2 separate regions of the Homo sapiens genome follow, and region 1 is linked to region 2. The links are chromatin contacts, found by Hi-C or POLR2A ChIA-PET in ENCODE. All regions are on one chromosome and are shown on one strand. Each heading gives the region's core, a stretch centred on a gene start or an enhancer-like site at or near the end of the contact. The rest is flanking DNA. Distances are from core to core; before and after follow the strand shown. Region 1 overlaps INPP5A (inositol polyphosphate-5-phosphatase A). Region 2 overlaps INPP5A (inositol polyphosphate-5-phosphatase A).

Region 1 (3,821 bases), core at 689-3,188, 76 kb before region 2:
TGCCAGCTCTGGAGGAGGTGCGGTGCCCAGGCTCAGACAGTACGAACCCACTCCACGCTTGGGCACCTGCAGTGGCCTCACCAGAGCCGACAGACACGCACATCAGAGACTTCGTTTTAAAACAGATTTAGTCACTGCACAAGGCGAGAAACTCAAAATAGCTCATTTGAAGAGGATGGGTTTTCGTGACCTACTATTGGACATTTTTGGCTAACAGAAAAAAAAATATTTCCTCTGCAAGTGAGTGAAGCTGCAGAATGTACCGGGTAAATGTAAATGCTTCACTGATGAGCAATGACTCCCAACAGCCAGGATTCAAGCACCTCGCCCACTAAAGGGAGCCAGGCAGGGGCTGAGGTCCGGGAGCTCACTACTGAAGCTGATGGGTGGCTAGCACCACCACAAAAGGCAGCCAGGGACAGGGCACCTTTGTTGCAATGTCTTTACCTGACCAAGTAAGCCAGCACCCAGGAGCCCCTGCCCTGGGGACAGAGGCCTCCTCCATGGGGAAGGGAGACAGAACCAGCCCCCCAACTCCCCAGGCAGTGGTGTGCTCGAAAGCTCTCAATACTAGCTCTCCAGGCGAGGCCCTGGGACTGCCCTTCCGAGGTGTGAATGCCCCGCCATGGCCAACGCTAAGCCACCGATGTGGCATCACTGAACCTGGGGTAGGAGAGGTGCTCGGCAAGGCACCATCATTCACACATCAAATACTGTGTGAGTATTTCCCTCACCCAGACACAGAGCTAAATAGTCAAGATCATACGTAACAGTACAATAATTAGGAAGGGATGAGTGTGGGGCATTTATTGCCTTTGGTTTTAATATATTTACTTTATTACAGGTTTATATAATTTGATTTTTAATAATGGCTGCATTTCACACCTGGCTCCCAAGTTCCTGATCAATTCAGTCAGTGCCCATGACAATCTGGGCGGGGTGCAGTGGTGGTGGGTGGAAGTGTGGGCTTTCCAGGAAGCACACCGGGCACGGGCTCCTGCTGGACCCCTTCCTGGCGGGAATTCTGGGGCCTGGTTCCTGCCTCTCAGAGGATCCACTTCGGCACATGCCTTCCTGAGACGGTCGCTGTGAGGTGTCAACAATGCTGGCATCCAGGCTCAGCACAGGCTGGACAGAGTGAGGTGACACCAGCCAGACACAGCTACTCACACCACAGGCGTTGGCCCGTGCCAGAGAGATACAGCCACAGGGGACACAGGCGCCCTGGCATCCGGGAGGACAGGGACACACACAGAGCTCTAGGCAGCTGCAGAAAGCCAAGCAGCTCCCCAGGGCTGGCCTGGGAGCCTCTGCAGCCTGCACGATCCTGGACAAAGATCCCTTCAACAAAACATATTGCTGGACCGCAGAGGATGGACAGGAAAGGCCACGCCACAGTGTCGGACAGCACGCTTGGGTCAGGCCTGGCTGGAAACACACTGCTGCAAAGCACAGATGTGACCGAGTGTCCCCAGGTTACCAGGCAGGGCTGTGAAGAGACACAACCCCCATGGGGGTGCACATCTCCACCCACGAGTCTGAGCTTCTGCTCAGCACTTCACGCCCTGAGTGACAATGACACTGGCATGCGTGACCTTGGAACTATCGGGGAAGTCACGGCCCAAAGCTGTGCATTTTCTTCACCAAAATTCTACAGTGAAAAAGCAGGTGCTCCTACCTTAAAGGAAAAAAGGGCAGTCAATAAAACCACATGGGTTGTTTTATTATAGTGTCCTTGAACTGGATGCTTCATAGGAAGGCCCAGGAAAAATATCTTGGAAAGGCATGGCAAGAAAAAGCACGTTCACCAGCCAAACAAGCAGCACCCTGCTTCTGCCGCGGAGCGGGGCCCAGCACGAAGGGCCCCTGGTTCCCAGGAAACAGGCAGCACAGGCCTGCCCAGGCCACGTCCATCGGCACGGCCAAGACTCGGTGTTAAAAATAGCAACAGCCAGGCCCTGTCAGGCGTTCTCCAAAGAGGAGTATCGGAGTGACCTAAAAAGGAATTACATCCTGCACAGCACCCCAGTGGAAGCCCCATGCCAAGATAAGGCGCGCAGAGGGACACGGGAATTTCTTGATAGAAAAAGGCCACAGTTACTTGCCAACGACGCCTGGAAAACACCCTGTTTAAAATCCCCGCTGCCCACCCTTGCCCTGGGTGGGGGCTCTCCTCTCCAGGTCCCTTCGGGGCTGGGCTGGGCTGCAACGGGTGCTGGGACCCCAGAAAGAGGCCTGTTTGTGACCAACCAGACCCAGGTTCCCACAGGCCCCTGGTCAGACAGCCTCCTCAAGGCGCAGCCGATGGGACCGGCCAGGGCACACGGAGCAGCTGTGTGGGCAGGGGCCTGTTCTTCTCTCCGCCCTGCACACAGGACACCATGAGTTTCCATGACCTCACCGCAGGCAGCCTGGCCAGCCTGTGTGATCTGGAGCTGCCTTTCCTTGGCCCTGCGTGGGGCTGGGCCACCATGGGGAGGGGTGTGGGACCCAGCAGGCCCCACCCAAGCACAGCCTAGAGGTTTTTTGGGGAGACTGTGGGTTCTACCACACTGACCACATGCAGCAGCCTTCCCCCCAGAGATAGGGCAAGTGACTTAAGCAAATCTGCAGATGGAGCCAGAAGCTGCTGCCGGAGACGCCACGGGCAGAGGTGGAAACGCAGGGCTCTAACCCGAACAAAGTCCGGGCTTGGGCCATCGAAGCTCCCACAAATCAGCTCTAGTTTAAGAAGCACGTCCCCCGCCGCCCCCGCCGCCTCCCGGCCCCCACCACCGCACAGGGCAGGGCAAGGTTAAGTCCAGGGTCATGGCAGGTGCGACCGAGGCCCCACCCGCCCCCCACCCTCATGGACACTTTCACTTCACTGATGCCTTCCCCTCATGGATGTCTTCCCCTCATGGATGTCTTCCCCTCATGGATGTCTTCCCCTCATGGATGTCTTCCCCTCATGGACGTCTTCCCCTCATGGACGTCTTCCTCTCATGGATGTCTTCCCCTCATGGACATCTTTCCCTCATGAAAGCCTTTCCCTCATGGATGCCTTTTCCTCAAGGATGGCCTCTCTTCATGTATGCCTTTCCCTAGAGCTTGCCTTCCCCTCAAGGACACCCTCCCCTCATGGGCACCTTTCCCTTATGGACACCATCTCCTCATAGACATCTTTTCCTCAAGGACACCTCCCCTCAAGGACGTCTTTCCCTCATGGAGGCCTTTCCCTAGAGGACACCCTCCCCTCACAGACACATATCCCTGGAGGATGCCTTCCCCTCAAGGATGCCTTCCCCTCATGGACGCCTTCCCCTCATGGACGTCTTCCCCTCATGGACAGCTTTCCCTCATGGACGCCTTCCCCTCATGGACACCTTACCCTCATGGACGCCTTTTCTTCATGGATGGCTTTCCCTCATAGACGCCTTTTCCTGGAGGACATCATCCCCTCATAGATGCCTTTCTGAAGGATGTCTTTCCCTAGAGGGTACCCTATCCTCGAGGACGCCCTCCTCCATGAACACCTTTCCCTCATGGATGCCACCTTCCCCTGGAGGATGCTTTTCCCTCGAGGATGACGTTCCCTCAAGAACGCTTTGCCCTCAAGAACACTCTCCCCTCAAGGACGCCCACCCTTCTTGGATGCCTTCCCCTTATGGACACTTTCCCCTTATGATTGTCTTTCCCTGGAGGGCAGCTTCCCCTGGAGGACACCCTGCCCTTGTGGACACCCCTCCCTCATGGATACCCTCCACTCATGGACCCTCCCTCATGGATGCCTTCCCTGGAGGACAGCTTCCCCGGAGGCCACCTGGCCATCGTGGATGCCA
Region 2 (3,920 bases), core at 239-2,738:
CAGAAGTGTCTATTCCACAAACCCTACAGTCACTGCCTCATCAAATAACTTATCAGCAACCTAAATACAAGATCTGCAAGGGCTCCAAAGTTCTAAAATCAAAATCATAGAAAACCAAAAAAAAAAATCCCCAAAATGATAATACAAGTAACCAAGGCAATGCAAATTAAATTATAACAGATGCCATTTTACACATCTAATAGGTCACATTTTAAAGCCTGACCACAACAAAAGTTGTCAAGGATGTGGAATATCAGGGACTCTCCGACGGCCTGGTGGGAGTGTGTGATGAGCATGTGTGTGATGCACATGTGTGTGCCTATGTGGTATGCATGTATGTATATGTATGTTGTGCATGTGTATGGTGTGTACATATGCACCTGTGTAGTGCATGCTTGTACATGCATGTGTGTGCCTGTGGTGTGCAAGTGTGTGATGTGCATGTGTGTACAGAAACTTGGCACACTGGAGAGCAGCTTCCACCAGCCCCAACAGGTGCCCAGATATTCTGGCCCTGGTCCCCGTGGAGGTGCACGGAGAGGGCTCGCCGCATCAGCCCATGTGACAGCCGAACAGGAAACAGCCTCAGTGTCCACTGTGGGTCTGTGGATGCATTCTGGTGTGTTCACTCGGTGGAGCAAATTTCACAGCAGTTAAAATGCTGCATGACCTCACAATGCCTGCAGGACAAAGCCACAGGAGGACACAGGTGGCATAGTGACAGCCCCCGGAGCGTGCCATCAAGGAGGACCTATACATCTGGCAACTTCAGCACGGGGGCTGGGCCAGGCATCTGCACAAGGAAGGGAGCCCACAGGCTGGGACAGATGCCTGGGTGAAGGCGGCTCCTCCACTTCAGGGGCCGGGCAGCCCCCCGAGACACCAGGGCACGGCAGACCCCAACTCAGGTTCCACCCAAGTCTGGAACTGAATTTTCTCCATCAAAAGCACCAAGCGCTGAGCCAAGGTGAATTCCAGCAGGTGAGAGGCTGTTCATCCTCTTACGAAAAGGGGAAACGCGTGTTTTTCATCTGTGACGCAGATTCCTAATGCAGCAGCTGCCATAAAACGCTGAAGTCACCCCCTGGTCTGTCTGTGCAGACCACACGTGCTGAGGGCAACAAAACACCCTGCAGAGTGTGACAAGGTGTGTCAGTGTTGTGCCTGTCTGGGTCACTCTGCACGAAAACTAAACTAAAATTGTCAAGGTTATCAAAGTTCATAGACCATTTTTCTCCAAGACGCTAGGATACACTTGAACTCTCTCCCTGATAGGATAGAAGCCCCAAGTGTGTGCATTTGAGTTTGTGACCCACGGCTCTCAGGAGGCGAGTCAGGACGGCCCCACTGTCCAGAGGCTCCTGGTCACCCCGTGCACTTTGTGAGCACACACCAACGGCGCCAGGTCCCCTGAGTCACTTCAAGCTCCTCATCCTCCCAGCGTGGCCACGCCCCAGCCCAAGCCCCCCTTCTTCCCCTTCCGGCCAGGCAACTTATCAGAAGTTCAAAAAAACAGATAGGCCCCAGCAGCTCCACTGGGCCAGCGCCTGTAAAATGGGGTGAACGTACTCAGGGGACAACAGCCTCTCCTACGACATCTTCTCACTGGTCTCACAGAGGGATCAGGAGCGCCCTTCCCCAGCACGGTGAAGGAACAGGGGCCTGAGCACCATCACATATCACCACCCAGCCTGCAGCACCTGGTCCTGCCGCTTGCCATCCACACCCCCCCACCCCACCATGCCATCTATGCCACCCACTAACCACGCCAGCCACACCACCTATGTCACCCACAGCAGCCATGCCACCCACACTGCCCATGCTACCCACATCAATGCCAACCACGCCACCCATACCAATCATGCCACACACAATACCATGCCACCCATACTACCCACAGGGACCAACCACGCTACCCACATCAGTGCCAATCATGCCACCCACATGGACCATGCTACCCATGCCACCCACACCAACCATGCCACCCACACCATGCCACCCATACCACCCATGCTACCCACATCAATGCCAACCACACCACCCACATTGATCACACCACCCACACCGATCATGCCACACACAATACCACGCCACCCATACTACCCACAGGGACCAACCACGCTACCCACATCAGTGCCAACGACGCCACCCACACCAATCATGCCACACACAATACCACGCCACCCACATTGATCACACCAACCACAGCAATCATGCCACACACAATACCACGCCACCTATACTACCCACATGGACCAACCACGCTACCCACATCAGTGCTAATCATGCCACCCACATGGACCATGCTACCCATGCCACCCACACCAACCACGCCAACCACAACCCACAACACCCATGCCACCCACATCAACCGCACCAACCACGCAGCTTCCCAGGCAGGCTCAGCACCTATTTCCCGCCTCTCAGTAGCCTGAACAGCTGCCCCTTCCTTATTCTCCAGTTGGCTCTGATCCTCTGAAGCCCTCAGAACCCAGCCCCGCCACTTGCCCAGGAGACCCTCTGCGGTGTCCACCTGCACTGTGGACTCTGCGTGCCCTAAGCCACCCTCCAGCCACTGGACAAATCCCTCATCTCCTGCTGGAGCTCAGAAGCCAGGGAAGCCGGTGACCACAGCCGTGGAGCCAGGCAGCACAGTACACTACCCCTTTGCCCTGTGAGCACAACAGGCTAGTGAGGCCCTGAAAGTGACAACAGATATTCCAAATACTTCCTATCTGAATAAATATTTAACCAAGGCTCTGAGGAGGCGCCCTCGAATCCTCCCTCCCTATCCCACTCAATATTCCACCAAGGCTCTGAGAAGGTGTTCACCAGTCCTCCCTCCCTGTCCTACTCAATATGCCACCAAGGCTCTGAGAAGGCGTTCACCAATCCTCTCTCCCTATCCCACTCAATATTCCACCAAGGCTCTGAGAAGGTGTTCACCAATCCTCCCTCCCTATCCTACCCAATATTCCACCAAGGCTCTGAGAAGGCGTTCACCAATCCTCCCTCCCTATCCTACCCAATATGCCACCAAGGCTCTGAGAAGGCATTCACCAATCCTCCCTCCCTATCCTACCCAATATTCCACCAAGGCTCTGAGAAGGCGTTCACCAATCCTCCCTCCCTATCCTACTCAATATTCCACACCAAGGCTCTGAGAAGGCGTTCACCAATCCTCCCTCCCTATCCCACTCAATATTCCACACCAAGGCTCTGAGAAGGCATTCACCAATCCTCCCTCCCTATCCTACTCAATATTCCACACCAAGGCTCTGAGAAGGCATTCACCAATCCTCCCTCCCTATCCCACTCAATATTCCACATCAAGGCTCTGAGAAGGCGTTCACCAATCCTCCCTCCCTATCCCACTCAATATTCCACACCAAGGCTCTGAGAAGGTGTTCACCAGTCCTCCCTCCCTATCCTACTCAATATTCCACCAAGGCTCTGAGAAGGCGTTCACCAGTCCTCCCTCCCTATCCTACTCAATATTCCACCAAGGCTCTGAGAAGGCGTTCACCAGTCCTCCCTCCCTATCCCACTCAATATGCCACCAAGGCTCTGAGAAGGCGTTCACCAATCCTCCCTCCCTATCCTACCCAATATTCCACCAAGGCTCTGAGAAGGCGTTCACCAATCCTCCCTCCCTATCCTACCCAATATTCCACCAAGGCTCTGAGAAGGCGTTCACCAATCCTCCCTCCCTATCCTACCCAATATGCCACCAAGGCTCTGAGAAGGCGTTCACCAATCCTCCCTCCCTATCCTACCCAATATTCCACCAAGGCTCTGAGAAGGCGTTCACCAGTCCTCCCTCCCTGTCCTACTCAATATTCCACCAAGGCTCTGAGAAGGCGTTCACCAATCCTCCCTCCCTATCCTACCCAATATTCCACACCAAGGCTCTGAGAAGG

The links. A loop is a pair of places that touch in the nucleus more often than their neighbours do. ChIA-PET counts read pairs that join two places held with the same protein, here RNA polymerase II (POLR2A). Pooled maps may share reads with other maps.
Region 1: a loop to region 2 is called in a map of B cell, with 5 times the contacts of the local background. The contact joins two enhancer-like sites. A Hi-C loop is called at or near these places in 13 of 168 maps with a recorded cell type or tissue (B cell, CD14-positive monocyte, CD4-positive, alpha-beta T cell and 9 more), 2 of 37 single-sample maps with no recorded cell type and 12 of 50 pooled maps. POLR2A ChIA-PET finds 5 or more read pairs at or near these places in 4 of 52 experiments (BJ, OCI-LY7, T-cell and 1 more).

Annotation. Positions count from the first base shown.
Region 1 is chr10:132,629,733-132,633,553 of GRCh38, reverse strand. All of the region lies in intron 2 of INPP5A (inositol polyphosphate-5-phosphatase A), which reads right to left. Among named protein-coding and RNA genes, the nearest start is that of INPP5A, 94 kb to the right of the region's middle. RefSeq lists an enhancer at 246-3,821. Within about 2 kb of position 1,938, at least 25 of the 41 ENCODE cell types and tissues checked have a DNase peak (open chromatin) inside an H3K27ac peak, as active enhancers do.
Region 2 is chr10:132,552,984-132,556,903 of GRCh38, reverse strand. The region is part of intron 1 of INPP5A (inositol polyphosphate-5-phosphatase A); the gene reads right to left. Among named protein-coding and RNA genes, the nearest start is that of INPP5A, 17 kb to the right of the region's middle. RefSeq lists an enhancer at 1,089-1,589. Within about 2 kb of position 1,488, at least 7 of the 41 ENCODE cell types and tissues checked have a DNase peak (open chromatin) inside an H3K27ac peak, as active enhancers do.